Linked DNA regions of Homo sapiens: region 1 is linked to region 2. Evidence: read pairs that join two places in POLR2A ChIA-PET (ENCODE). Cell type or tissue: HCT116. All regions are shown on one strand. Each heading gives the region's core, and the rest is flanking DNA. Links, peaks and the distances in the headings are about the cores only. Region 1 holds the start of SNORA70J (small nucleolar RNA, H/ACA box 70J). Region 2 holds the start of TLX3 (T cell leukemia homeobox 3).

The links. ChIA-PET counts read pairs that join two places held together with the same protein. Peaks named below come from ENCODE experiments on the same cell type or tissue, not always from the same donor. Only the 100,000 strongest peaks of a DNase experiment are listed, where the experiment ranks them.
Region 1: POLR2A ChIA-PET joins it to region 2 with 5 read pairs; 6 of 35 experiments call an interaction of 5 or more read pairs at or near these places.

The regions. Positions count from the first base shown.
Region 1 is chr5:171,358,696-171,374,120 of GRCh38, reverse strand. SNORA70J (small nucleolar RNA, H/ACA box 70J) reads right to left here and starts at 8,003; the gene lies at 7,869-8,003. It also overlaps the pseudogene RN7SL339P, the pseudogene RPSAP71 and the pseudogene RPL10P8. In HCT116, for the core only: a CTCF peak has its summit at 8,582; a DNase peak (open chromatin) is centred at 8,568.
Region 2 is chr5:171,302,181-171,317,605 of GRCh38, reverse strand. It overlaps TLX3 (T cell leukemia homeobox 3), which reads right to left and starts at 8,358. Exons shown (of 3, transcript NM_021025.4): 1 at 7,820-8,358; 2 at 7,213-7,456; 3 at 5,467-6,217. The coding sequence starts at 8,240. The coding sequence ends at 6,007. RefSeq lists enhancers at 1-365, 366-941, 7,096-7,980, 7,981-8,866, 8,867-9,751 and 2 more. In HCT116, for the core only: a CTCF peak has its summit at 7,277; DNase peaks (open chromatin) are centred at 7,305 and 8,545; H3K4me3 peaks cover 2,413 bases; H3K27ac peaks cover 949 bases.

The sequences.
Region 1 (15,425 bases), core at 7,561-10,060, 56 kb before region 2:
TTTTTTTTTTTTTTTGAGATGGAGTCTCCCTTCGTCGCCCAGGCTGGAGTGCAGTGGCGCGATCTCGGCTCACTGCAAGCTCCGCCTCCCGGGTTCATGCCATTCTCCTGCCTCAGCCTCCCAAGTAACTGGGACTACAGGAGCCCGCCACCACGCCCTGCTAATTTTTTGTATTTTTAGTAGAGACGGGGTTTCACCCTGTGAGCCAGGATGGTCTCGATCTCCTGACCTCGTGATCCACCCACCTCGGCCTCCCAAAGTGCTGGGATTACAGGCATGAGCCACCGCACCCGGACTCTCATTATCTTAAACATACTGTTTATCTCTGAAAGTTCCTTTTTTTGAGACAGAGTCTCACTCTGTTGCCCAGGCTGGAGTGCAGTGGCACGATCACCGCTCATTGTAACCTCCACCTCCTGGGTTCAAGCAATTCTCCCGCCTAGCCTCCCAAGTAGCTGGGACTACAGGCATGCGCCACCCACGCCAGGCTATATCCCTAAAAGTTCTATTTGACTTTTTTTTATTTTTTTTTACATCATTCATGTTTTCCTTTAATGCCTATGTTTTTTTCTACCTTCTTGACCATATGTAATGTAATATCTGTTTATTGTCTTTTTCTGCTAATTTTATCATTTGCGTTCTTTCTTTCCTTTTTTTTTTTTTTTATTTTTTTTTGAGACAGAGTCTTACTCTGTTGCCCAGGCTGGAGTGCAGTGGTGCGATCTCAGCTCACTGCAACCTCCACCTCCTGGGTTCAAGCAATTCTCCTGTCTCAGCTTCCCAAGTAGCTGGGACTACAGGTGCGCACCACTACACCCAGCTAATTTTTTATATTTTTAGTAGACACAGGGTTTCACCATATTGGCCAGGCTGGTCTTGAACTCCTGACCTCGTGATCCAACTGCCTTGGCCTCCCAAAGTGCTGGGATTACAGGCAAGAGCCACCGCGCCCAGCCATCATTTGTGTTATAATTTGTGTTATATCTGAGTGTGTGTGTGTGTGTTTTACCAGAAACCGATGTTTACTATATGAGAAAATAGATATCAAAAAGTAGCACCAAAAGGAAGCATTCTGAAACGAATACTGTGGAGGTAACTGGAAATTCGCATGGAAAACCGACACAACAATTCAGATAGATTAAGAAAACATGAATACACACACACACACACACACACACACAGAGAGAGAGAGAGAGAGAGAGAGGGAGGGAGGGAGAGAGAGAGAATAAGCCAAAGAAAAAGTAGTTGAAAACTAAAGACAACATTTATCCCAAATGTAGAGGATACTTACTAAGGACTGAAGATATTACATAAAAGTAGAAGTTCAGGCCGGGCATGGTGGCTCACGCCTGTAATCCCAGCACTTTAGGAGACCGAGGTGGGCTGATCACATGAGGTCGGGAGTTCGAGACCAGCCTGACCCACATGGAGAAACCCCGTCTCTACTAAAAATATAAAAATTAGCCCGGCGTGGTGGCACATGCCTGTAATCCCAGCTACTCAGGAGGCCGAGACAGGAGAATCGCTTGAACCCAGGAGGCGGAGGTTGCAGTGAGCCAAGATCGTGCCATTGCACTCCAACCTGGGCAACAAGAGGGAAACTGTCTCAAAAAAAAAAAAAAAAAAAAAAGTAAAAGTTCAACAACTTTGAGTAGTTGGAAAGTTAAAATTTTGGACAATACAAAATAACAGCCCACAGCAGCTGATGCCTGTAATCCCAAAACTTTGGGAAGCCAAGTTGGGAGGACTGCCTGGGCTCAGGAGTTCAAGACCAACCTGGGCAACATAGCGAGACCCTGTCTCTACAAAAAATAAAAAAATAGGCTGGGCCCAGTGGCTCATGCCTGTAATCCCAGCACTTAGGGAGGCCGAGGTGGGTGAATCACTTGAGGTCAGGGGTTTGAGACCAGGCTGGCCAACATGGCAAAACCCTGTCTCTGCTAAAACAAAAACAAAAACAAAAACAAAAAACCCCACAAAAATTAGGCATGGTAGCAGGCACCTGTAATCCCAGCTGTTCAGGAGGCTGAAGCAGGAGATTCGCTTGAACCCGGGAGGCAGAGTTTGCAATGCCATTGCACTCCAGCCTGGTCAACAGAGTGAGACTCTCTCTCTCAAAAAAAATAAAAATAAAAATAAAAACAAATAAAATTATCCAGGTGTAGTGGCGCCAGCGGTAGTCCTAGCTATTAGGGACCCTGAGCCAGGAGAATCCCTTAAGGCCAAGATTTAGAGGATGCAGTGAGACATGATGGCACCACTGTACTCCAGCCTGGGCGACAGAGAAAAACCCCAACTCAATAATATAACAACAACAGTGGGAAATACTGGACTAGGGACAATGCCACCAACACAAGAAGCCAAGACCACTAGTGTTCACAATACATCCTCTGCTTCGTTTCACACACGTGGGCAGGGTGCATGTGCCATGAGACGATGTAGGCAGTATTCGGACATGCCGAGTGATCAACCTTGCCAGGAAACAGACGCACACAAAAACAGAGAGGTGCCAACACAAGCCGAATCTATGCGGCTGAGGCTGCAGTAACAGGAGCAGCAAGCAGTGCTGCACTAAACCCACACCTGAACACCCAGGGCCCACAAGGTCTGGACAGGCGCAGTGGGGGCTGTGGTGCTGCCGGCTCAGGGGCTGGTGGTCCAGGAGCCCTCTTCAGGACCCGGAAGCACCTTCCCTGGATCATCAACTCCAGTCTGGGTTCGGGAGATGGCACCTCTGCCGAGCACAGATCCCAGGGGAATTCTGGTCATGGTGAGAACAATCCACTCATCCTTGGATTGCTGAATTTGCAGCTGGAGTTTGAGGAGGAAAACAGGAGAAAGCAAACCTCAACGAGGTTCTGGAAGGTGCAGGCTGACGCACTTTCTGTCTCTTTTGATTGACTGATTTTTATCCTCCTTGTGGGTCATATTTTCCTTCTTTGCGACCAGGTAAGTTTTGATCGGATGCCAGGATGCCAGGTATTGTGAGTTTTACCTTGATGAGTGCTGAATATTTTTTTTTGGGGACGGTATCGCCCTCTATTGCCCAGACTGGAGCACAGTGGCATAGTCTCGGCTCACTGCAACCTCCACCTCCCAGGTTCAAGCGATTCTTCTGCCTCAAGCTCCTGAGTAGTGGGGACTACAGGCACGTGCCACCACGTCTGGCTAATTTTTGTATTTTTAGTAGAGATGGAGTTTCTCCCTGTTGGCCAGGCTGGTCTCAAACTCCTGACCTCAAGTGATCCGCCTACCTCAGCCTCCCAAAGTGCTGGGATTATAGGCGTGAGCCACCGTGCCCGGCCAAATGCTGAATATTCTTGTATTTAAAAAAAATACTGTCTAGCATGGTGGTTCACTCCTGTAATCTCAGCACTTTGGGAGGCCAAGGCAGGGGGATAGCATGAGCCCAGAAGTTCAAGACCAGACTGGGCAATATAGTGAGACCCTGTCTCTACTAAAATTAAAAAAAAAAAAAAATAGCTAGGTGGGGTGGCATGCACCTGGAGTTCTAGCTACCCAGCTACTTGGAGGCTCAGGTAGGAGGATCTCTTGAGTCCAGGAGGTCAAGGCTGCAGTAAGCCGAGATCAAGCCACTGTACTCCAGCCTGGGTGACAGAGCGAGACTCTGTCTTTAAAAAATAAATTAAAAATACTATTGAGTTGGCCAGGTGCAGTGGCTCATGCCTGTAATCCCAGCACTTTGGGAGGCCACGGCAGGTGGATCACCTGAGGTCAGGAGTTCGAGACCAGCCTGACCAACATGGTGAAATACTGTCTCTACCAAAAAATGCAAAAATTAGCCGAGCATATGGTGCATACCTGTAATCTCAGCTACTGGGGCGGCTGAGCCAGGAGAATGGCTTGAACCCAGGAGGCGGAGGTTGCAGTGAGCTGCGATCATGCCACCACACTCCAGCCTGGGTGACAGAGCAAGACTCCATCTCAAAAAATAATAATACTATTGAGTTTTGTTTTGGCACACAGTTAAGATTCTCAGAATGAGTTTGATTCATTGTGAATCTTGCTTTTCGGTTTCATTAGGTGGAATTAAAGCAGCCTGTTATCTAGAGCCAGTTTTCTCACCATTTCTGAGGCAAAAACTCTTGACTACTCTACTGGATGCCCTGGGCAGGATGAGGTTTTCCCACTCTGCCTGAATACCAATGATCCACAGCCCTGTCTGTGTGAGGTCTAGGGATGGTTCTTTTGAGGGGGTTCTTTCTCCAGCTTCAGGTGGTTTCTTTTCTTTTCTTTTCTTTTCTTTTTTTGAGACGGAATTTTTACTCTTGTTGCCCAGGCTGGAGTGCAATGGCTTGATCTCAACTCATCGCAACCTCCGCCTCCCAGGTTCAAGCGATTCTCCTGCCTCAGCGTCCCAAGTAACTGAGATTACAGGTGCCCGCCACCACCCCTGGCTAATTTTTTTGTATTTTTAGTAGAGACAGGGTTTTACCATGTTGGTCAGGCTGGTCTCGAACTCCTGACCTCAGGTAATCCACCCACCTCAGCCTCCCAAAGTGCTGGGATTACAGGCCTGAGCCACCGCGCCCGGCTTCAAGTGGTTTCTGTCACGCGCGTCTGTGTGAAGAGACCACCAAACAGGCTTTGGGTGAGCAATAAAGCTTTTTAATCACCTGGGCGCAGGCAGGCTGAGTTTGAAAAGAGAGTCAGCAAAGGGTGGTGGGATTATCATTAGTTCTTATAGGTTTGGGATAGGCAGTGGAGTTAGGAGAAATTTTTTTGTGGGCAGGGGGCGGATCTTACAAAGTCCATTCTCAAGGGTGGGAAGAATATTACAAAGTACCTTCTTAAGGGCGGGGAATATCACAAAGTACATGATCGCAGGGGCGGGGAGCGTGTATTGTCATAAGGTCAACTGATCAGTGAGGGTGGGGCAGGAACAAAGCACAATGGTGGAAAGGCAAGACCTGGCTGTTTTCACTTCTTTTGTGGATCTTCAGTTGCTTCGGGCCATCTAGATGTATACCTGCAGGTCACAGGGGATGTGATGGCTTAGCTTGGGCTCAGAGGCCTGACAGTCTCTATACAAGCCTTTGCTGATTCATCTTCAGTTGAAGACATGAAGGGAGCCTTCTGCAGCTCTCTGGGTCTCTCTGTGTATAACTCTCTCCTCCCCAGTACTCTGCCCTGCAAACGCTAGCCACCTGGGCCTCCCCAAACTCCCAACGCTACCTCAACTCAGGGAGACGACCAGACTCCACACATCCCGCCTCCCTTTGCTGTGGCCTGGAAACGCTCCTAGAACTCAGCTAGGCAATCATCTGTTTCCTCTCTCAAGCGTGATTGCCCTGTGCTGACTATGTGATGTCTGAAAAGGCTTATTTCATATATTTTGTCAAGTTTTTAGTTGTTTAAAATGGAAGTGTAAATCCAATCGCTGTTATCCATCTTAGTCAAACACATTAGTTTAAGACTGCCGTTTTTTTGTTTTTGTTTTTGAGACTCAGTCTCACTCTGTCGCCCAGGACAGTGATGCAATGTCGGCTCACTGCAACCTCCGCCTCCTGGGTTCAAAGGATTCTCCTGCCTCAGCCTCTTAAGTAGCTGGGATTACAGGCGCCCGCCACCACGCCCGGCTAATTTTCGTTGTGTGTTTTTGTTTTTGTTTTTATTTTTGTTGTTTTGTTTTTTTGTTTTAGTAGAGGCGGGGTTTCACCATGTTGGCCAGGCTGGTTTCGAACTCTTGACCTCAGATGATCTGCTCCCCCCACCTCCCAAAGTGCTGGGATTACAGATGTGAGTCACTGTGCCCAGTAAGACTGTTGCTTTTTAACCTAAGTTTTGAAGTTGCAGTTTCTTCTACAATTTCCCAGTGGGGAATCATAGCGTTGCATGAATACTATGTTCTGGGCACTGTGAAAAGCTAGGTTCCAGCTTTTGGGCGCCATCACGCCCAGCTAGTTTTTTGTATTTTTAGTAGAGACAGAGTTTCACCGTGTTGGTCGGGCTGGTTTCAAACTCCTGACCTCAAGTGATCCACCCACCTGGTGAGATCTGCCTGCCTCTGTTGTTATTTTTAGAAACTAAAGTTTATTTTCCATCAATCTTATTTTCATGTTGCTTAAGAGCCTGTGGGGCTGGGTGCAGTGGCTCATGCCTGTAATCCCAGCACTCTGGGAAGCCGAGGCGGGCGGATCACCTTAGGTCAGGAGTTCAAGACCAGTCTGGCCAACATGGTGAAACCCCGTCTCTACTAAAGATGTGGAAAAATTAGCCAGGCGTGGTGACACGCGTCTGTAATCCCAGCTACTTGGGAGGCCGAGACATGAGAATCACTTGAACCTGGGAGGCAGAGGTCTCAGTGAGCCAAGATTGCACCATTGCACTTCAGTGTGGGTGACAAAGCAAGACTTCATCTCAAAAAAAAAAAAAAAAAAAAAGGCTTGTGGAAGAACAGCTTAAGACCACACATTGGTTGTTCCTACCCGTTTAGTGGCCTGAGCAATGAGAGCTGAAGGTCAGTCTTCCATGGCAGGCTGAGTGTTCCACATCTTCAATAGAGAACTGCTGGATAGACACTGGGTACCTGCATGCCTCCGACCAGTCTGCAACCTCAGGCTAACTAGCAGTGAACTCAGGAGCTGGAGCAGTCCATTCACCCGGAAATCTGAAATTCCTCTGTGGTCTGTGGTCATAGCTTTTTCAGCAGTAGCCTGTTCTTTTTTTTTTTTTTTTTTTTCTTTTCTGTTTTTTTTTTTTTTTTTTTTTGAGACGGAGTCTCGTTCTGTCACCCAGGCTGGAGTGTGGAGTGCAGTGGTGTGATCTTGGCTCACTGCAACCTCTGCCTCCCGGGTTCAAGTGATTCTCCTGCCTCAACCTCCTGAGTAGCTAGGACTACAGGCATGTGCCACCACGCCGGGCTAATTTTTTGTATTGTTAATAGAGACGGGGTTTCATTGCGTTAGCCAGGATGGTCTCAATTTACTGACCTCGTGATCTGCTTGCCTTGGCCTCCTCAAGTGCTGGGATTACAGGCATGAGCTTTTCCATCTCTTCGGGATCTCTGTAGAAGCAGAGATCAGGCATGATCTCTAATGGGTGTTCACAGGAGACAGTGCCAGGCATGTGCAGAACTTCCTGAGCCAGCATTCCCCACATCAGACCCCCGAGTGAGCTCCCTTGTTGCATGGGATGGAAATATCCACACAGCGCAGAGGAGAACCTGTGTTCCACAGAGGTATGGTAGGTAGGTTATCATGAGATGCTGCTGTGAGAGGCCAGTGGCCACCCTGGGATCAGTATCTACCAACAGACGCAGCTCCCAGAAGGCTGCCTGGACCTGGTTAATGAAGGTTCCAGGGGTGAAGTGGCCAGCAATAGGAGTGGCTCCTGTGGCAGCAGCAAAGCTCAGCTCAGCCCGCTGGCCAGGATTCCGGGAGGACATGAGACTGACATCAGAAGGGTTTTAATTTTTTTTTTTTTGGACAGGAAGTAGAATGTATTGGTGAATATTAAGAGGGCGGCAGCACAGTGGAAGCCCTCGTGAGTGCAGGGCCCGCCACTTGTCCAGAAGGCCACGACTGGGGATGTACTTTACCCCACAGCCATCTAGGATGAGCCGCTTCTCAGCCACCATGTCCTCAAATTCATTGGCATTGAACTTGATGAAGCCCCACTTCTTTGAGATGTGGATCTTCTGGCGGCCAGGAAACTTGAACTTGGCCCTGTGCAGGGCTTCTATCACATGCTCCTTGTTCTGCAGCTTGGTACAGATGGACATGATAACTTGGCCAATGTGAACCCTGGCCACAGTGCCCTGGGGCTTTCCAAAGGCACCTCGCATGCCTGTCCGGAGCCTACACTGGGGTAATGCAAAGTCAGAAACATGAACATCCATCTGAAAAGCCTGTCTCCAAGGTCCCGTAGAGCAACCCGTACAATAAACAGGCTGCATATACTACCAAGGAAGCTGCTGTTTGCAGCGATTGCACACTGGGCCCCCATGAGGAAAGGAACTCAGTCGGCTTAATTGGCTGCAGAATCAGAAGGGTTTTCAATGGCAACAATGGTACAAGCTGCCAACAGAATTAGATTCTTCAGATTTAGGATGTAAATGCCGTCACTTTTCTTTTTTGTTTGTTTGTTTTTTTTTGTTTGAGACAGAGTTTTGCTCTTGTTGCCCAGGCTGGAGTGCAATGGCGCGGTCTTGGCTCACTGCAACCTCTGCCTCCTGAGTTCAAGTGATTCTCCTGCCTCAGCCTCCCAAGTAGCTGGGATTACAGGCATGCGCCACCATGCCCAGCTAATTTTGTATTTTTAGTAAAGACAGGGTTTCTCCATGTTGGTCAGGGTGGTCTCGAACTCCCAAGCTCAGGTGATCCACCTGCCTCGATCTCCCAAAGTGCTGGGATTACAGGCGTGAGCCACCACGCCCAACACTTTTCCTTTGTAGATATACTGTTCCAACTGGAACCAGGTTGGTGCCACCTAAGTGGGTTCCTGCTGCAAGAAACTAGAGGATATTCCCCTCCTTCATTTGCAGGACATCGAGGCTCTGGACATTGTGGAAATTTCCCTTTAAGTTAAGATGAGAATCCAGAACGGCGTCGTATGGCCCCCTCTATGGGTAGCATGGAGAACCTACAGAATGTTAAATGGGGTCTTACTGATTATCTCCGGCTCCCAGTTCAGTCTCCAGTCTGAGGAAAATAGCTGACATGTCTCCCTCTTTCTAAAGTGTACCAATCAAGCAGAACCTACTAGAAGTTGCTAACCCATCCTATGGCATATAGTTCATTATGTATCTCCAGACTATAGAGAAGAGCAACCAGGAGAGTCATTGAGGAGACTGATCAGAGGATACAGAGGATTTCTTTGAAAGGAGTTACTGGCCTAGAGGTCAGGGCTATTCCTACCCTGGACCTGAAGTCAAGTCAGAAGTCTCCATTAGCCGCAGTGCTGCCCTGTACTGGAGCAAAAGATGCTGAGAGAGATCTGGAAAAATGTGACCTGTGTCTCCTGGAGTTAAGGGAGTGCAGAGTCCACTTCCCAACTCTTTTTCTTTTTTCTTTTTTGAGAAGAAGTCTCGCTGTGTTGCCCAGGTTGGAGCGCAGTGTCACGATCTCGGCTCACCTGCAACCTCTGCCTCCCGGGTTCTGGCAATTCTCCTGCCTCAGCCTCCCAAGTAGCTGGGACTACAGGTGCCCGTCACCATGCCCGGCTAATTTTTGTTTTTTTAGTAGAGACAGGGTTTCACCATGTTGGCCAGGCTGGTCTTGAACTCCTGGCCTCAAGTGATCCACGCACCTCGGCCTCCCAGAGTGCTGAGATTACAGGCGTGAGCCACCACGCCTGGTCAATGCTTCCCAACTCTTGCCTGGAAAAGTCTGAAGTCCAGAGGCTGGCTAGAGCTACCTGTACTGGCAAAGAAAAGAGAGGACTGTGGTGAGCTTGACTGCACTTCCAGAATTTGGCATATCCAGAAGTAACCAGCTTAGAGAATTCTTAAAAGGACCTTACCAAGAGAAATTTACCTACTTGGTGAGGCAACACTAGGCTACAAAGGCTGATTATTTCCCCCCCAGATTTATTTATTTATTTATTTATTTATTTATTTATTATTTTATTTTGTAGAGACAGGATCTCCCTATGTTGCCCAGGCTGGTCTTAAACTTCTGGCCTCAAAATGATCCTTTCTGCCTCATCCTCTCAAAATGCTGGGATTACAGGTTTGAACCACTGTATTCGGCCTCCAGATTTACATACGTTGCAAAAATAGTACCAGAAGAAATTCCTTATACTTTTTGTCCAGATTCCTCAAATATTAACATTTTACATAGCCATAATACATATATAAAAGCCAGGAAATTAACACTGATACAGCACTATTATCTGATCTATAGACCTAATTCAAATTTTACGAACTGTCCCACTGATCTTCTTTTTCTGGTTCAGGATTCAGTGCAGTATCTCCTCACACATTAAGTTGCATGTCTCCTTAATCTTCTGTAATCTGGAACTGTTCCTCAGTCCTTTGTCTTCCATGACCCTGACACTTGTAAAGATAACTGGCCACTTATCTTGTACAATAGCCCGCATCTGGGGTTTGGCTGAGGTTTCCTCGTGGCTAATTTCAGTTCTTCATTTTTGTTGTGAATATCAGAGAAGGCATGCAATGTCCTGTGTGTATCATGTCAGGAGGCACATGATATTTTTCCCATTTCTGGGGATGTTCACTTTGATCACTTGATAGGGTGATGTCTAGAGGTTTCTCCACTACAAAGTTACTCTTTTCCCTTTGTAATTAATAAGTATTTTGTGGGAAGATCTTTAAGACCAAGTAACTATCCCATTTTCTATATTATTTTACCTACTCATCCTAGCTTCTGTTGAAGTGTTTTTACCTAAAAAAGTGATTAGCATAGTATTTGCCAAACAATGCTTTTCAATGTCTATTTGCTAGTTGAAATTCTACTGTAAGGAAGAGCTTTTCCATCTTATCTCTGTATTTATTTATGTCAGGATGGATTCATGATTCTTACTTTATTCTATGTGTCGTAATGTATTACTCTTAGTATTTACTTTCTTTTTCCTTTCTCTCTCTGTCCTTTTTTTTCTTTTGAGACAGGGTCTTGCTCTGTTGCCCAGGCTCAAGTGCAGTGGCACAATCATGGCTCACTGCAGCCTTGACCTCCCAGGCTCAAGCAATCCTCCCACCTCAGCCTCCAGAGTAGCTGGGACTACAGGTGCGTACCACCACACCGGGCTAATTTTTAAATTTTTTGTAGAGCTAGGGTGTCACTGTGTTGCCCAGGCTGGTATTGAACCATGGGTTCAAGAGATCCTTCCACCTTGGCCTCCCAAGGTGCCAGGATTACAGATGTGAGTCACCAGGCCCAGCCTGTTCTCTTGCTTAAACTGTTTAAGGTTTGGCCATTGGAACCCCTTCAAATGGGCTCCTGTGTCCTTTTGACACAACCCATCATTTTGTGTGTGTGCAGTTCCTATTTTCTGTTGCACATTAATTTTGTACTTTCCCTGCCCTAGCACTGAAATCAGCCATTTCTTCACGGAGATGTAATTCCTTTCATTGGCTAATGGTATTTAGAAATCCAGACCCGGGTGCTAGTTGTGTTCATTGGTTGTAGGATGCACAAACACACACACACAACACACACACACTAGTTGATACCTACAATTGCAAACCAAAATAATAGGTTTCATGCAGCCTTTCCCATTTCTTATTTTAACTGCTTTCTCTGACAAAGAGAAATTTAGCTTTCATTGTCCATAATACATTTATTTTCTCCAATACATGTAAATTAGTTTCAGAGATGCTAATATATATAGCCATGAGAAAAATTACTAAGTATAATACTTATGCTCAATTTATTTATTTTTTTTGGCCTTATAGGACATAGCCAAAAATGCTCTTTTCCAGAGTTACTTAGGGTAGTTATTTTCTTCCTCCATCTCCAGTGTGGTTTGGTATTCATTTTTGCTACAGCTAATTTTTTGTTTTTTTGTTTTTTTTTTTTGAGATGTAGTCTCGCTCTGTTGCCCAGACTGGACTACAGTGGCAAGATCTCGGCTCACTGCAACCTCCGCCTCCCAGATTCAAGCAATTCTCCTGTCTCAGCCTCCCGAGTAGCTGGGGTTACAGGCGCACACCACCATGCCCAGCTAATTTTTTGTATTTTAGTAGAGACAGGGTTTCACCTTGTTGCCCAGGCTGGTCTCGAACTCCTGAGCTCAGGCATTCCACCCGCCTTGGCCTCCCAAAGTGCTAGGATTACAGGCATGAGCCACTGAGCCTGGCCAGTTTATTGTTTTTGTTTGTATTCCATTTGGGGCCCTATCCCATCTTTGCTGATTACATTTTCATTCATTTTTAAGTATGTGAAATATTTACATGGTTTTAAAAGTCAGAAATATACAAAAAGGATGGCTCAGAGTGATATCACTTCCCCTATCCTTTCTACCCTATTCCTGTCTACTGCCTATAAATTACCAATCTCATTTGTTTCTTTTTTTTTTTTTGAGACGGACTCTTGCTCTGTCACCCAGGCTGGAGTGCAGTGGAGCACTCTCGGCTCACTGCAGCCTCCGCCTCCCAGGTTCAAGCGATTCTTGTGCCTCAGCCTCCTGAGTAGCTGGGATTACAGGCGCACACCACCACGACCAGCTAATTTTTGTATTTTTAAGATACAGCCATGTTGGCCAGGCTGGTCTCGAACTCCTGACCTCAGGTGATCTACCCGCTTGGGCCTCCCGAAGTGCTGGGATTACAGGCATGAGCGACTGCAGCCGGCCCAATTATTACAGGAAAGGAGTCCCGATCTAGACCCCAGTAGAGGGTTCTTGGATCGTGCGCCAGGAAAAATTCAGGGAGAGTCCGCGGTGCAAAGTGAAGGCAAATTATTAAGAAAGTAAAGGAATAAGAGAATGGCTACTCCATAGACAGGGGAGCCCCGAGGACTGCAGGTTCCCCATTTTTATGGTTATTTCTTGATGATATGCTAAACAAGGAGTGGATTATTCATGCCTCCCCTGTTTAGACCATATAGGGTAATTTCCTGATGGTGCCATGGCATCTGTAAACTGTCATGAGGCTGGTGGGAGTGTAGCAGTGGGGACGACCAGAGGTCACTCTCGTGGCCTTCTTGGTTTTGGTGGGTTTTAGCCGGCTCCTTCACTGCAACCTGTTTTATCAGCAAGGTCTTTATGACCCGTATTTTGTGCTGACCTCCTATCTCATCCTGTGACTTAAAATGCCTTAACCGCCTGGGAATGCAGCCCAGTAGGTTTCAGCCTCATTTTACCCAGCCCCCATTCAAGATGGAGTTGTTCTGGGTCACACGCCTCTGACACAATCTCATGTTTCTGGATTATTCTTCTTGTTTTCTTTTTTGTACAGTTGAGCTGCAGAGATGAGATTAGGGTAAGATGTGTAAGGAACTCACCTTGGGCACAAAACTGGGGCGGGGTGGGGGTGTCAAAAAATCAGTAGCCAGGATAAATAATATTTTAGTGCAATGTTTTAAAAATCAAAATGAATGCAAAAAAATCCATGATAACAAAATATCAAAAATTTGAATAAATTTCGGTGCTGTGCTGAGCCCTATCGGAACCAGAAGCGAAAGGAAAAGTCGTGCACCTCCCTGTACCTGTTTTTAAGTAGCTTTTTTTTTTCTAGGTGAATCTCATCTTAATTGCAAAACACTTCAGTTACAGCACATTCAACAATGAACCAACAGGAAAGTTGCTGACTTTTGACATGTGAATATATAAAAATCTCCTGCAATTCAGGTAGTCAAGATAATAAGCGCATACAAGGAAAGCAATTCTCGTTTTTCTGAAAATGGTTCTACATTTTATTTTATTTAATTTATTTATTTTGAGACAGAGTCTCGCCCTGTCACCCAGGCTGGAGTGCAATGACACAATCTCAGCTCACTGCAACCTCCGCTTCCTGGGTTCAAGTGATTCTCCTGCCTCAGCCTCCTGAGTAGCTGAGAATACAGGTGCCCACCACCACGCCCAGCTAATTTTTGTATTGTTAGGAAAGACAGAGATTCACCACGTTGGCTAGGCTGGTCTCAAACTCTGGACCTTGTGATCTGCCCGCCTTGGCCTCCCAAAGTGCTAGAATTACAGGCATGAGCCACCGCGCCTGGCCTATTTTATTTATTTATTTATTTGAGATGGAGTCTTGCTCTGTTGCCCAGGCTAGAGTGCAATGGCGGGATCTTGGCTCACTACAACCCCTGCCTCCTGGATTCAAGTGATTCTCCTGCCTCAGCCTCCCGAGTAGCTGGGATTACAGGTGCCCGCTGTCATGCCTGGCTAATTTTTGTATTTTTGTAGAGATGGGGTTTCACCATGTTAGCCAGGCTGGTCTTGATCTCCTGACCTCAGGTGATCTGCCCACCTCGGTCTCCCAAAATGCTGGGATTACAGGCGTGAGCCTCCACGCCCAGCCTGTTCTACATTTTAAAAGGTGACTAGGCATACTTGGAAGTTCAAAGCAGCAGGATGTACCTTGCCGGAAAAGAAGGAGAAAACCCTTTGTCACGTTGTTAGACAAATATATATCAAATATATTCCAATGCCACTGGATAGAGTAAGTTGGATGACTTCTTTGAACTAGGCTAGGGCAGAACGTTGAGTGAAAGGGGGTCCTGGGTGGGGACGCGAATCCAGGAGAAAAGGAGCACCAGATCCTATGCAACGCCAAACACATCAGCTCCACCCTCTGACACAGACGAGGCATACCGCCCCATGTCCCCAGACACGGGATGCATGAAAACAGTCATCCGATAGTTACTGTTCTCAGTGCCTGGTGTTTTCTAGTGGTCTTCATTCAGGCCATGGAGAAAACCTTTTACCACCAAATGCAAACTGTCATTGAACTTAGGGTCATAAAGGATGTTACAGGGAAATTCTTGTAACGATACATAAGGACTCCTATTTACCTAATTAGAGCAATGATTACACAATTGACATTTCTGTTTTCATAAGGGTTTGTTCTCTACACTCCAGTGGTTTAAGAAAAACATTGTCAGCCAGGCGTAGTGGCTGACGCCCGTAATCCCAGCACTTTGGGAGGCCGAAGCGGGTGGATCACCTGAGGTCAGGAGTTCAAGACCATCCTGGCCAACATGGTGAAACCCCGTCTCTACTAAAAATACAAAAATTAGCTGGGCATGGTGGTGGGCGCCTATAATCCCAGCTGCTTGGAAGGTTGGGGCAGGATAATCGTTTGAACCCGGGAGGCAGAGTTTTCGGTGAGCCAAGATCGTGCCATTGCATTCCAGCCTGGGCAACAAGAATGAAACTCAGTCTCAAAAAAAAAAAAAATTGTCTGATTTTGATTTTATTTTACTTTTTTTTTGAGATGGAGTTTCGCTCTTGTTGCCCAAGCTGGAGTGCAATGGTACAATCTTGGCTCACTGCAACCTCTGCCTCCCAGATTCAAGTGATTCTCCTGCCTCAGCCTCCCGAGTAGCTGGGATTACAGGCATGTGCCATCATGCCCGGCTAATTTTGTATTTTTACTAGAGATGGGGTTTCTCCATGTTGGTCAGGCTGGTCTTGAACTCCTGACCTCAGGTGATCAGCCCGCCTCGGCCTCCCAAAGTGCTGGGATTATAGATGTAAGCCACCGCTCCTGGCCCTTTTTTTTTTTTTTTTCTGAGATGGAGCCTTGCTCTGTCACCCAGGCTGGAGTGCAGTGGTGTGATCTTGGCTCACTGCAACTTCCGCATCCTGGGTTCAAGTAATTATCCTGCCCCAGCTTCCCAAGTAGCTGGGAGTATAGATGTGCAACACCATGCCTGGCTAATTTTTATTTTTATTTTTTGTATTTTTAGAAGATACAGGGTTTCACCATGTTGGCCAGGCTGGTCTCAAACCCCTGACCCCGGGTGATCTGCCCGCCTCAGCCTCCCAAAGTGCTGGGA
Region 2 (15,425 bases), core at 7,251-9,750:
TTTCTTCTCCCATCCCACCTGTCCTACACAAAGTGAGAGCATAGTAAAGGGGTTGAATAACGAACTCATTAATTGGCAGCGGGTCTGACAGAGCAACGACATTCGTTTCAACTGGTGTGATGGCCACTAACCTCAGGGTAATACCAGGACACTGATAAGTCTAGGCAGATGGAGCCAGGCCAAGTTTCCCAGATGACTGTGCGACTGTCTCTACTACCGGTGACCAGAGGACAATTCATGGCAGTGGAGGACGCTGTTCCATTCCTGTCTTTTCCTCCAAAATAGCAACACCTCTGATTAAACCCCGCACTTAGATTTTGATCCGAAAAATACTTCTAAAATACTTTTGTTTTCATAAAAAACTGATCATCAGCTGTACCATATGCCATGGTTTTTGTTTTTTTGCTTTTTCTAGAAGAGTCTTTAATGACTATTTTTACAGTTTCAGAAACCAAGCTGCAGATAATCGAAACCATTTGCTCAGGGCCACACAGCGAGGGTCCGCACAACTGCGCGGAAGACTCCGTGCCACCGGCGGCTGGGTGGCCCGAGGGAAGGCACCGATCACCAAGGCAATTTCTCGAGGACTTTGCCAGTGTCTGAGCCAAGACAGTGCACAGCCTGGGTCTGGGCGTCGCTGAGAGTAGATGCTATTAACGGAGCAGGCGCTTGGAACTGGGGGGCTGAATTTCGAATTTCACGGAAGGAAAACCGCCTTCCCTGTGGAGGAACCTTCACTACTCCAGAACGCAGGCGCCTGCACCACACCAGCCGCTCTGCGGCCTTGGTGCACTTGTTTACACACGGTTTAGCTGGACCGAGGCAGAGGCTGGGATTTTGGCAAAGGTTCCCAGGAACCTTCGGTGAGGTCGCTGCTTAGGCCCGGAGCTGCCCGATGGTCTCTGCAGAAAGTTGGAGGCCGTGTCCCCCCATCGCTATTCCAGAGCGCCTGGCCCGGCCGCGGCGGAACAGAGCGCGCACCACTGTCGGCAGCCCAGGCCTTGGCGATCGAACTGGCTCAGCCGCCTGCTTCGACCGCAGGTCCGCAAGAGCCTCAGCCCTAGCTGCGCGCCACTCTTCGCAAAGCTGCCGAAGCGGACAGGCTAAGGTTACCCTGCCCAGGGGCCCGGTGGGACCTCTGGGTGTCACCGCTGCGCTCGTGGTGGTCGCGGCTAGGTCTCCCCACTTCGGCACGGATGGCAAAGGCGCCAGCGCGCAAGCCTGGGAGGCTAGAAGTGCCGGGCGCCCTTGGAACTCAGAGCCCAAGTCAGAGCGGCAGACTCTTCTGTCCCACTGCGACCCCGGGCCTAGTGTCAGGGTGGCTGCGCCACCCCGAAGCTGCATCTCCACCCTCACTACTCAAAGCTCCTCCACCCAGTACAAAGAGCGCTTGCTTTAGGGGCGAGAGCGCGGGGCCGCCACCGCTGCACGACCCAGAACTATTATCAGAGCTTCTTTGAAGCTTACTTTCTTTTTCTTTTTTTCCTTTTTTGAGACAAGGTCTCACTCTGTCGCCCAGGCTGGAGTGCAGTGGTGCGATCACGGCTCACTGTAGCCTCGACCTCCCGGACTCAAGCGATCCTCCCACCTCAGCCTCCGGAGTAGCTGGAACCACAGGCGCGTGCCACCACGCCCGGATAATTTATTTTATTTTATTTTGTAGAGACGGGGTCGCTATGTTGCTCAGGCTGGTTTTGAATTCTTGGGCTCAAACAATCCTCCCGGCTTGGCCTCCCAAAGGGCTGAGATGATAGGCTTGAGCCACCACGCCCGGCCTAGGCTTAGTATTTCCATCTGCAAATTGCGGGGGCATTCGAACCTCGCAAGTGCTGTGCATTGCAAATCAGAGCTCCCTACCCGGGGCTGGACTGGGAACGGATGACCGGAAACCATTCCCACTAGCGGGAAGCGAGCGGCCGGCCCCAGAGTTTTCGGCGTTCTCTGCTGAGGGCTCTGATTCGGCCAGGTCCCCGTTGCGTCCCCCAGTCCCATACCCTACCCGCTGCGCGGCCTCCTAGGGAGAACTGACTGTGGCCTCACTCCCTGCCCGGACCGGGCAGACTCGCCCCTCCTTGCAGACGCCTTCGGCCCAGGCCTCCCCGCCTGCATGTAGGGCCCCGGGCGCAGCCTCGAAATCAGGGCGCCGGGAGAACCCGCGCCATCATTCTACTCGGCCCCCGGAGATGCCTCTTGTCTCCCTGCCCTGCATCTGTAAAATGGGCGCGGCTTTAGAGACGCTGGGACCGAGGCTGAGGCGGCGAGGCGGCGAGGCTGCGTCCGCAGCTGTCGCCCAGAGGCAGGCTGCTTCTCGTCCTCCATCCAGTCCTCGGCCGGGCTGGGCGCCAACACTCGGCCGCCTGCCTCCGTAGCCTTGGCCTAAGGCTGGGAGACGATCGCAAAGGAGGCCCCCTCGTGGGGCCCCTCAGGCTACTCCAGATTCCTTTTTTCTTAAGCACAGCCTCAGGGGAGCCTGCCCCATCCAGATATTACCGTTGCCCCGATTCTGCCCATAGCTCGCGTGGCTGGGGGCAGTGGGAGGTGTGTCTCCTACTGAGGACGAGGAGTCGTCGGACTTCAGTCCCGCGCAGCCACGTTGGAAACGGCGACCTAGCGGCTTGGCAACCCAGGAGGAGGGGGTTAGGCGTTAAACGCCCTTGCGCCGCTCGGCAATCGCTCCCACCCGCTGGGGGCGCCCACATTGCTCTGGGTGGAGGTGGCCGAGAGATAGTCGCTACTTGGCACCACATGAGTGGGCTCAGCTCTGTAACAGGAAAAGACCCGTAGCCCGTCTCTGGCTGGGCAAGGCTGGGTGAGGGCAAAGCGCTGGAAGACGCCAAACGCCGCGAAGGCACTAGGTGCGGGAAAGCCAGGCGCCCCCCGAGGGCCGAAGCCAGACCGGCCCCCCACCCCCGGCCTGCCTGGACGCCTACCCCGGACGGGCCTCCGGGCCAGAGGCCTTCTGCGCAAAGCGAGGCGCCCAACAGAAAGAAAAAAAAACAACGTGCGTGTGTCTCCAAAGAGGCCCAAAGAATTGAGTGTCACCCTGGCAAAACAACAGAAGTAATTTTGAAAAACAAAAATACTAGGCCTTATAAGAATGATACGTTGGGCCGGGGGCGGGGGCTCACGCCTGTAATCCCAGCACTTTGGGAGGCCGAGGCGAGCGGATCACGAGGTCAAGAGATGGAGACCATCTTGGCCAACATGGTGAAACCCCGTCTCTACTAAAAATATAAAAAATTAGCCAGGCGTGGTGACTCGCGCCTGTAGTCCCAGGTACTCCGGAGGCTGAGGCAGGAGAATCGCTTGAACCCAGGAGGCGGAGGTTGCAGTGAGCCGAGATCGCGCCACTGCACTCTAGCCTGGCGACAAAGGGAGACTCCGTCTCAGAAAAAAAGAAAGAAAGAATGATACGTTGGATTTTGGGGCCTGTGGGGGAGGGTGGAGGGGCGAGGGATAAAAGACTACACATTGAGTAGAGTGTACACTGCTCGGGTGATGGACGCCCCAAAATCTCAGAAATCACCACTAAAGAACTTATTCATGTAACCAAACGCCACCTGACCATCTGTTCCCCAAAAGCGCGTTGAAATAAAAACAATTAAGAAAAAAAACCCCGCTAGGCCTTATTATGGAGCAACAGAATAAAACGGAACGGAAGGGAGCTGGACCGCGACACCCGTCTCTGAGGAAAGCGCTTCTCCGCCAGCAAAGTCAAGGGTCCCTCTAGTCCTCAGCCGAAGGGCCAACCTTTCCCAACCCGATGACGGCGTTCATCAGGCTTTTTATTGGAGAAAATAAAAGCATTTCAGGAAAACACTCACGGAAGAGACCCGAAGTTCTGAGTCACCCTAGTCCCTCCCTGGGTGTCTTTATGTCCTGAAAGGCGCAGATCCCAGGCTAGCTGGGCTTGGAGGTGGAGGTGACGGCGGGAGCGCTGGGGGTTCAAGGTGTTTCTCAGGCGCCCTCCCCTTCCTCCAGCCCTGCAGGTGAATACAGTCCCGCAGCCCGCATAGAACGAAGGCTCGGAGCACGGGAACCTGCAGGGTGGCGCACGGCTCCGGCTCCGAGGGAGGCAGTGGGATGAGGCGGGTGGGGGTGCTCGTGGAGTGGGAGGGGTGCTCTGGGACGCGGCCCCGAAAGTGTTTTGCCTTAGGAGCTACTGGGAGCTGGGCCTGGAAGAGGGAGAGAGGGAGTCAGGGAGAAAGGAAAGAAGAGAGAGAGAGAGAGAGAGAGAGAGAGAGAGAGAGAGAAAGACAGATACATAAAGGCAAAGAGATTCAAGAAACAAGAAAGGGAAGACAAAAGGACAAGAGGACCGTGGAGAGGAGGGAGACAAAGAAACCCAGAGACACACAGAGGCCAAGAGTCAGAACTGGGGAGAGAAGAAGGAGGAGACGACGGAACAAGAAAAGGCTGAGGGCAATGAAAAGCAATAGAGGACGAACTATACTGGGAAACATCATAAATCTGTAAAGAAAAGGAGAAAGATATAGTAAAACAGAGACCCAGAGTAACATACAGAGGAGAAAACAGGGAACATTGTAGAGAAAGAAACGGAGAGGCCAGAAAGTAAGTTTTCAGAAGACTGAAAGCGAGAATGATAAAAGAGGGGGAAAAATCAAAGAACTAGAGGAAGTGTTCACGGGCTTTGTGTGTTAGATGTGACTGGAAGGGGTCAGCCGCTCCAAACCTCGCAATTCTGAAACTTCCAGCTCTTGAGCCACGGTGGAGCTGGGTGGACCCCGGCCACGACGCTACCACACCAGCGCTTAGAGTTCTGAGTTCCGGGCGCCCCGCCCACTCCAGCCCAGTGACACCGCGGGGGCTGCGGTGACGTCACATGACGTCACGCTCCACCTGGGGTCCCACGCAAACCCGACAAGGAGAGGGCCCCTAGGGTTGTGCGCTGCATTTGCTCCCCAGGCGTTTGGAGACCGAGGATTTGCAGCGGCTCTGCGCGCAAAGCCTGCCCACAGCGCGCGCAGACTGGCCAGAGCCAGGTCCTCTCTGAGGCTCCGCGGGAAAAAGAGGGCGGAAAGCGAGTTGCGGGGTGAAGTGGGGCTCCGAGTTCCGACTTGAGCTCTAAGAAGTTCGAGGCCACCCTGCCTCCCACCCCCCAGGTGGATTTGACCTGGGGACGGCCTAGGCATCTGCCCAGGCCCAGCCTTTCACTCCCCAGCCCGCCCCGGCGCTGGCCCGCGGCCTTCGGGCCTGGAGCACCTTTCCCATGTCCAGTCCCCATCCCGTGCGCACCCAGGCTGCGGGTGGCCGGCACCAACTGACCTGCACCGCGCATCCTCCTCGGGGGCCCGGGCCGGGGTTGCAGCCGAGGCGAATGCAGACGAACGTTGCGGAAGTGGACGCGCCCTGCGCGCCGCCGCTCGGCTTCTACCGCCGCAGGGGTGGGGCGCAGGGCCGGGGGTCGCCGAGCATTATTGGAACGAAAACGAAATAAAAGCGGCGTTAAGTGAAATAGCTAACTTTTTTATTAAATAAAAAGACTTAAATAAAAGGAACGGAAAAGAAGAAGAGTGGACCCAGCCTAAACGCAGGGTGCCCCGGGCCCCTGGCACTTCCCCCAGCGGCCGGGTCGGCTGCCCTTCCTCCAGCGGCCCCCGCGGGGGAAGCAGGTGGCCGGTTTCTAAAGAAAAAAGCCAAAACTTTTTTATTATTTACACGTTTGGGCAAAAGTACAAAGTATAATACAGGCGCCCGGCCCGGGGGGTGCGGGCGGGGGGCGGAGAAACGTAAGGCGCTTTCTTGTCAGGCCCGGGCCTGGGGCGGGACGGGGCGCGGGGCGGGGGCTCGGATTGTGCGGCCGCGCGGAGCTCGGGCCCTACCCCCTTCCGCGGCCCGCCAGTCTGTGGCCGCGCCCTGGGGCCTACTCGGGCTAGGCGGCCCCTTCCCCTCTCGGCGCCGGTTCCCCCGCAGCCCGCCTGGGGGGTCCGGGGCGCCCGGCTGGGTGGGGGCGGCGATCCGTGGCGACGGTGCGCGCTGGTGGGCTCACACCAGGGAGGTGACAGCGGGAACCTTGGAACTATCCTCCTCCCAGGGCTGCAGATTCTGCAGAGCAAAGAGTGACGAGTTGTGCAGACAGAGCGGGTCAGGCTGGATGGAGTCGTTGAGGCTCTTTTGGAAGGCGTCGTGTTGCAGCTGCAGCATGAGCCGGCTCGCCTGCTGCCGCTCCGCCTCCCGCTCCTCCGCCGTCTGCCGCCTGCACCGGGGGAGGGAGAGGGACAGTACCGTCATGCACCCGGCACCGCGGGGCCGCCGGCGGGGCCCCGGCCCTCCCGGGAGCCGAGGCCATCCGGGAGCCTCGAGGCGCAGAACCCGTCTGCCTCCCAGCCCGCGCTTTACGCCCGAGGCTCTTATATCCAGGGAGCCGGTTAGGATCATTTGTTTTTGTTGTGTGCCAGAGGGTCTCCAGGAGGGGACTCTGCCCGCCGCCCACCTGCACGCCCGGGTATTGTGGCTTCACCAACAATAAAGATTGTTCCTTTCGCCAGATAGCAAGGGCAGGGCCTATGTGTAACTGACTTGGCCCTGCGGGAACCGGGGTCGCTGGGGTCCGCGGGTGAGCAGGCTGGCTCTGCACCACCCGCACGACGCCCGGGGGCTGGGTCAGTCTCATCCAGTTCGCCCAGGGCCTGTCTTGAACCCCTTTCCAGACGCGATCGCTTCGCCGTTTACGGGTTGAATCAAAACAGAGATCGGATAAAAACGCGGCTGGAATGGAGACGCGGAGATGGGGGGAGAGGAAACCGGCGTCCACGAGGATTGTTGAAAATCCGAGAGGGCGGGCTGGAAGAAGGAGGAGAAGGAGAGTGCGAGAGGCCCGTGTGTGTGCGCGTGTGTGTGTGTGTGTGTGTGCCTGTGTGTTTGGGGCGGGGGTGGGTGAGAGGAAATCAAGTGAACGCAGGAGACCGTACAAAACACGGGGAGAGAGTTGGAGGGGCTCACGAAAGATGGGGATGGGGATGGAGGAGAAACCAAGGCGTGGGAGACCACGATGGAGAGAGAAGCACAGGCCAGCGAGAAGGGTGAAAGGAAGAGGTACAATCTGCGAAGGCGGGGTGGGGGTGTGTTTGGGGGAGGCAGAGGGGGGCGGGGGTAGTGGATAGCCTTAAAATAGGGCTAGTGCGAGGCTGCGGCTCGGGGCGGGACAGGTGAAGGGCAGGTGTAAGGTGGGCCGGGTCAGGCCTCTCTCACCGCCACTTGGTCCTCCGGTTTTGGAACCAGGTCTTGACCTGCGCGTCCGTCATTTTGAGGGACTTGGCGAGCGCCGCCCTCTCGGCAGAGGCCAGGTACTTCTGGCGATGGAAGCGCTTTTCCAGCTCGCAGATCTGCACCCGGGAAAAGGACGTGCGCGGCTTCTTACGCTTGGGCGGCGTCCGGTTCTGGTAGGGGTGGCCGATGCGCCGGGTCACGGTGAAGGGCGTGAGTGCGGCCGCCGCTGCGGAGACACAGGAGGGCCCCTGAAGCCCAGCCCGGCTCCGCCACCGTTCAGGCCCCATGCGGACCCCGTGGCGCCCCGTGGGACACGGAGAGCTCCGCTATTTCGCTGGTCGCGCGCGTTTCCAGAGACACCAAGCCGGTCGGGAGACCCCCTCGCCCCCTGTCCCTTCCCCCGGGCACGGGCTTATTTTCCTGCAACTCTCCGATTACCCTCCCCACCACGGCTGCCCGGGGCCCTGGGGCCGAGGCCTCCGCCGCGCTTGGGCCTCTGAAATGGTTTCCGGGAGTGGAGCGCACAGGGCGCGGCGCCTCTGGCCCCGAGAGGGCGGAGGCCTGGAGCCTGGTCGCCAGCTCTGCTCACCTGTGAAGCGGTCTTTCACGAAGCGGCGGCTGCTCTCCATCCAGGGGAAATTGAGACCGCCAAGGCTGGAGACCGTGGGCACGGAGGGCATGGCGGGTAGCGCGCTTGGCAGAGGCGGTGGCACGGCCCCGGGCAGCGGCCTGTGCGCCGGCACCCGGATCACGCCTGCGGGCGCTAGGCTCAGGTTCACACTGTAAGATCCCGCGTCCTCGAAGGGCGCGCCGAGGCCCGCAAAGGAGGCGGGCAGAGACGGGTATGTGGCGCCCGGACGGCCCCCGGGGGGCCCTCCCAGGTAGCTGGCGCCGTCGGGGCCCCGCGGGGCGGGTGCGCTGTCCTGGTCCGGGCTGTTAAGGATCTGGTCGATGCCGAAGCTGATGGGCTCGTGCGGGTGCGGGGTCTGCGCGCTGGCGGGCGCCTCCATCCTGGGCGGGCGGAAGGGCTGGGCTGGGCTGGGCGGGGAGGCGGCTGGGTCCCCGTTACGGCGCGGCCATGGAGCGCCCGGCGCCTCTCGTCGCACTGAAACTTTGCCAAGAGTGCGCGGGCCCGACAGGCTCTGTGTCATCTTTCTTGAACCGAACCTGGAGTTTCCGCTGCTAATTCCTCTCCTGCCGCAGCCATTGGCTGCGATCAACAAGCCTCTCTCCTCTCATTGGCTCCCGGCTTTCAATAAAGGCCTAATTCATGGAAATAGGAGCTTAGGGACTGTTCCAAGGTGACATCATTTTAACAAACGAACAATAGGTCAAATTTATTAGCAGGGATAATGGGCGGCGGATATTAGAGCCCGAACCACAGCCTCCCAAACCCGAAATCTAACGAAGCTGCAATTAGCAGACGCTCCCCGCTCCTCCGGGCCGGGCCGCTTCCCAGACACCGCGCTGGGTGGGTAGAGCGCTCCGCTTGTGAAATTGTCTTTTGCTGAGTGGGTTTTCGTTTTCTTCCAATTTTTTTTTTTTTTCATCTGAGCAAAAGCCAAACCAAATGCATCCTTTCAGGTACAATGGAGTTGCAACCCCGGGACGACCCGGCGGAATCCGCAGAAGCCCCTTGGACGCTACCGCCGCCGGAGGAACGAAAGGGGCGCACTACCCGGGGCAGGCTTCGCGCTGCCTGCGCGCGGGGCGAGGGGAGCACCGTAGCGTTCTCCGCGCCCCGGATGACGCCGACCCGCGTGGGGAGAATTCGCCCCCGCCCGGGTTTCGGCCGCGGCCTCGCGGCCACTTTGGAGACACTCCCTGGCTCCGGCCAGGCGGACCGAGGCGTGACTCGCAGGTGCCCACGCGTGCCAGCTGCGGCTGGGCTAGGGACGCGGGGTCGCCCGGTGGGGAGCGGGGACCTGACTCTCGTAATTCGTTGCAGGATGGAAGGGGGCTGTGGTCGCGCGTGGGAACCCGCTCGCGGCTCGGCGGGTCTAGGGACTTCGGGTTCCTGAATGTCAAAGGCGCGGGCAGCTCCTAGAGCAAATTGCGGGATTTCTTTGGGAAACGCGACTGGTGAGCCCTTCCCGGCTCCAGTCCACTTTGGGCGCTGGAACCACTCCCCGTTCTGCTCGCGCCTCAGTGACTGTCTACCCGGCCCAGGGCACCGTGGACAGGACCGCACACGAAGTAGTCACCTTCCGCTGCAGCTTTGGGGAGACAAGCGGAATCATTTTCTTCCAGCGAATTCTAAAATCGTTAGGTGCAAACTCTTTGAGTGTCGCACCCCTGGCCTGGGTTCTTCCTCCCGCTCCTTGTGGTGTGGACAGTGGTGAGAGCTCGGATGTGCTGTTGTTGGCCAGAAGTGTGTTCAAATTTGGACTGGCCATTTCCTCGCTGAGTGACCTTGAGAAATTGACTCTATATATTTAGATTTCGGTTTTCTCGTTTGCAAAAAAGGAAAATAATGCATGCATGCGGGTTGTTCGTGAGCCGCGAGTGAGATATTGAGGGAGCGCAGAGCACTGGGCCTGGCACGTAGTAGGCACTGGGCAGCGTGGCTCACCTCCCACTCTATCCCCCCAGAGTAATGGCTGATGTATTATTGTTGTGACTCTTGTTTATTTTGTTGGCAGTTTAATTTTATTTGCAGGGGCTCAGTACGTTGGAGAGAAAGGTGTATTTGTCTACCAGTAGGGTCAGTTTCAGAGGACGGGGAAAGACAGGAGGTGCAGGTTGGGGATTCTTTCTCTCTTCTCCCAACAATCCAAAGGCGTCAGGATTTGCAGGGCCTCCAGGCCTGGGTCTGGAGTTAGGTCACTTGCCCGCTGTGTGACCTTGGGCAAATTCCTGGCCCTTGCTAAGCCTTCCTGGTGGGTGTGGAGAGGGAGGCCCAACAGTGAGGAGTGAGAGCTGCAGGATGTCTGGGGTCTGGGCAAGTGCTCCCTCACTCCCTTCCAGCGACAACGACCCTCAGATGGGGTAGATGCCATTGCCCTGGCTCCAGGGGGCCTCCTGCTTCTAATTCAGGCTCTGCCACTGGCAGTGTGGGTCCCTAACCGCCCCTCCCAGAACCGCATTTTCCTTATTTGTAAAACAAAAAGGGCACCAGCTACCCCCAGGGTGGCTGTGAGAACAAAATGAGATAACATCTGTGGCAGTGCCTGTGTGAAACTCTGGCGGTTATATCATAATAACTTTAATGACAACTATAAAGCTACTGTAGCTGAGACCCTAGCCTGTGCCAGGCAGGGAGGTGGACACTTATTTATTCTTCACAATGACCCTGTGAGGAAAGGGCTGTTAGTGGCCCCAATTTCTCACTAATGAGGGAATTGAGGCTTTGAGAGTTCAAGGGAAGCACAGCTCCCCACTTGGGGGCTGGAGTTGGCACCTCACCAGCTCCACTTCCCTTCTGGCTTCCAGTGCCCGGGACTCAGGGCTGCCCTTGTCACTTCAGACACTGTTAAATCAGGACAACAAGGCCCACCGCACAGAGGTTTGTGGCACAGAATTAAGGCGTGGGTGGCACAGCGCTGCTCCCAGCTTGTGTGCTTAAGAATGGGATTCCCACCTCAGTTTACCAGCTGTGGACTCAGGGAATTATTCATCCTCTTTATGCCTCAGTTTTCTCATCTGGTAAATAAACCTCATGGGATTAAATAAGCGCCCCAGGTAAAGCCTGGCACGGGTCAGGGCTCTGCTTCACTGCTTGGCTTCCGGCTTCCTGAGATCCACGGTCCCTCATCGTCCAGCCCTGTCATACAGATGAAGGAGCTTTGGGCCACTAATTATAAGCCTCCTTTCACTTCCTATCCAGATAGCTCTTAGGCAGCTCAGGAATGGGGGGAACTTGGTTAGTCCCTAGGACAGTGGTTCTCAGAGTGTGTTTCCAGAGCAGCAGCATCAGCATCACTGGAGAATTTGTTAGAAATGCAAATTATTGGACCCTCGCCAGACCTACGGCATCAGACACTCTGGGGTAGGACTCGGCAGTCTGTGCTTAACAAGCCCTCCAGGTGATTCTGATGCCTGCTCAACTCTGGAAGCCAGTGCCCAGAATATGGTCCATTCCATCTGAGTTTTCAAATGTGTTGTTGTAACATTGTGGGAAGATTCTCTCAGAATTTGCAACTCTCATACGAATCTGTACTAATGCCTTCCACTTCTCATTCCCCGTGTCGCTCATTCATGCCTTCTCCTGATCATACTTGCCAAAGGTTTGTTATTTTGTTGGTTTTTAAAAAAGCCTTTGATGTCATTATCCCCTTTTAAGATGCCACCTCTTTCGTGAATGTTGCGGTTTAAAAAAAGATTTATTCCTTCTTTGCTGAGTTGAAAATTTAATTTGTCAATTTTCTTTCTTTTTAAATAAATGCACTCAAGGGCATACGTTTTCCTCTAAGCACTGTTTTGGCCAGGTATGTTCTGATATGTATTTGGTGTTCCTGAGGTTGTAATTTCTTGCTGCCCTTGTAATTTACCTGCTGTCACTTGATCAGTGAGGCATACACACTGAAAGAGATTAGGAAATGAGAATTGTAAGAACTGGGGATGAGGATTCCCGGGGCTAGAGAGACTTTCAGAATGGAGCACATCCTCTCCTCTTCCCCAAGAAGAAGCTGGAAGAAAGGGGTACAGCTGGTGGAGGCTTTGCCGAGAGTCATCTAGAAGAGGGTGGGGCTTCAGGGATGACAGGCAAGATGCTGGGATTTCCAGCTGGCCCATGAGCCCAGCTGTGGGAGGCCAGGTTCCTCCAGGATCATTCTGCCATTGACTTCCTGAGGGAAATGAGACTCCATTTCCCTGTCTGTGAAATGGGGTAGAGACTGAATCAGGACTTTAAATGTATTTGGGTCAGCTACCCTATTTGAAACACGGATGAAAATATTGTGGTCTGCTTCCATAGAAAAAGACAGAAACACATAATTTGGCACACACACCATGTCACAGGTTGCTGACCTGCCATGCTGTTCTTGGCTTACACACCCTAGTTAGGAGTCCCTAGGGGCCCTTCCAGTTTTCCTGATGGGAGGCTCTAAAGACACTTGCCGAAATTTATTCGCCCATTCATTTATTTATTCAACGAATATTTACTGAGCACCTACTCACATTTCCTGGACCATTCCCCAGTGCAGGGGCTTGCTTTCCCCATCTAACAGTGGGCACAAAGCAGTCTGAGCTCTTCATCACTGCTTCCCCCAGTGGGCAGGACCTAGGGAAGAACCTTCCTGAGGAGGTCTGATCAGTCTCAAGACTCTGCCAGCCAGTGGAAGGAAAAGGCCTTCAGATGTCGGCTGTTGCTTGGGACCCCCCACTGCAGGTCACGAGGCTTCAAGGACAGTTGACTTAGGGAAACAGTCTCTTGTCCAAGGGCATGTAGTAGACAGGGGTGGAGCTGGGATTTGAACCCAGGACTGTTTAGACTACAAAGCCCACATATTCCCCTTTACCTCACACCCCTCTTTGGGGGTAGGTGGTAAAGACTCTTAAGTCACAGGACTGAGTGGGGAGGGGAAGCAGTGCAGGGTCCGGGTGAATGAGCCCAAGAGTGGCGGTGAGGGCTGGCCATAGTGGGGCTCACTTGTCTCCCCTACTGGCTTGGGAGTTCCTTTTGGGCAAAATGCTGTTAGTGGCATTTGATCCCATGTCCCAGGGCTGGGTCCAGGGCGTGGAGGACTGGAGGACATTATCAAGAGTTTGTGGTATTAAACTCAATAGCACAAAGCAAGGTCAGGCAAAGGGATAAGAAAAAGGGGTCAGAATTGGGCGCAGGCATTTGCGTGCACTCAGTTCGTCATTCACCTCCCCCAGCCCTGCTTATGGCTGGTTCCTTGCATCCTTTACAACCCAGGCCAGCCCTCACCTCTCTGCCCATCCTCCAGAGCAGCACCCTCACCCCATCATCCTCTCTACCCATTGATTTTCGTCATTCCCCTCGGAACCGATCTTACTTATCCTGCTCACTAGCTTTATCTGTGGCAGGTGAATGAATGAGGGAAAGAATGATTTCCAAGGCGCTTGGGCTGTGTCAGACCCAGGACCTGGCGGGGAGGCTGGCAGCAGCCTGAGGAAGCTGACCCTAGGGCTGGAGGTTAGAGGAGAGGGAAGCAGGGCGAGATTCCTTTCTCCATGGGGTGGGGGGCTGGTGGAGGTTATAAAGGGCATGTGAACAGGGACTGTGCAGATGGCAGCATGCGCAGGGTGGCAGGAATCGGTCAGTGTGCGCAGACTCGGGGGAGCAAGGGCAGGCAGGGTGGGCAAATACATGGGGTGGCCTTCTCAGGGACCTCCAAACCTGATCTCATGCCCTTGTTTCCTTCCCCTACACCTTAGCCATTTTTCCCATTTGTGCTCCGCAACTTTCCTCCTTTCCTGACAGATTTCTCTACTAAATTTGACTTCGTTTCAACACTTTCGTTGGGCAAATTACATTAAGATGAATGTTGCAGGTACCCTTTATGGTTTATTTATTATGATACTGTTTGTATCTCACGCTTATAAATAACTTATGTTATAGCTTTTGTTTGTGGAAATGTAACTTACATATTTTATTACGCTTTCTGTAAACCTCAAAAAGAATCTTGTCAAGGAAGCACTCTTATCAGCAATCCAAACTATGGGATGTAAAAACCGACACTAACATTATTTTTTAATATGCCAAGGAGGCAGGTTACTCTTGCTGTGGTTTGAAAGGTTTGCTGTCATTGTAAACTTGCACCTCAATAAAACATTTAAAAGTCTCAAGAATGATTTTAGAAAGTTCAGGGAGGAGGATGAATCGGTGGCAGGACCCACAGACACAGCACACAACGGGCCCAGGTCCTGGACTGGCCTTTCTCTGGGAGTGCCTAGTCCCACTGTGGGTGTCAAAGTGGTTCACATCGAGCTTTCCCACCCAACTGTCCCCTAGGCCCAGCTGTGAAGGACCTAGTTCAAGGAATTATAGTGAAAAAGAAACATGAATTTTGAGGTCAGGCAAATCTGACTTTGAATCCTGGCTTGTCCATTTTCTAGCTATGTGGCTTTGGGTCAGTCTTTTAGTCTCAGTTTTCTCATCTCTAACATGGGGAGAATAATTCTTCACATTCTTCCTGGGAAGCATAAAATGAGATAGCAATTTGCAATGCTTAGTGGGTGCTCAGTAAATTATAGCTGTTCTAATTATTTTATGTTCATCTTAAAACTTTTAAGACCAGGAGTGGTGGCTCACATCTGTAATCGCAGCACTTTGGGAGGCTGTGGCAGGTGGATCGCTTGAGCCCAGAAGTTCAAGACCAGCCTGGCCAACATGGCAAAACCGTCTTTACAAAAAATACAAAAATTAGCTGGGTGCAGTGGCATGGGCCTGTAGTCTCAGCTACTCAGGAGGCAGAGGTGGGAGGACTGTTTGAGCCCAGGAGGTTGAGGCGGCAGTGAGCTGTGAGCATGCTACTGCATTCCATCCTAGACAAGAGTGAGATCCTGTCTTAAAACAAAAAAAAAAAAACAAAAAAAACAAACATTTACTTTCTCCCTTTTTACTCTGCCCTGCTTTTCTCTTCAGGCACTCCTTTCCCTCCTCATCATAAGGAGCTGAGTTCTCTCAAATAGGACTTCCCCAAAACTGCTGAACATCTAGATCGGGTTTCCCATATGCCAGATCTTTCAGTTTCTTCAATTTTTCTCACCAAATCCACTCTGTTTTTGGTTCTCATGTGCAGCTGTTGGTAGTCAGCTAATCTGGTCACTAATCTCAGCTAACAGCTACATGGCAAGCCACTTTTGCATTTTGAAAGGGGCCCCCACTACCATAATCCGTAGGTACTTCTAGGTTGTCAGGGCCAATAGAAGGGAGTCCAGAAGGCTAGGAGGGTTTTTCTGCGCAGTTCGGATAATCACACTCAGTGCAGGGACTCTACACTCCTTTGTCCCCCATCCTAAAGAAGCCTGATTGGAAAACAGAATAACAGAAACATCCGGAATACAGGCAGAATACATCTTTCTCAGGGGCCAGGTTCTGAAGTCAGTGTGGAAGGCAAAAATTGAGCAAAGTAAAAATCCCTTCCGACTGTTTCTTGCTTGAGCATCCCTGAAGCAGCTGGCTTGACTTGGCACCCACATTGCATGAACCATCCATCTATCTGTACACTAGAATCCCATCAGAAGGGCGGGTGTGCAAACAGCAGCCCATCTCATCCTCTTGGAGC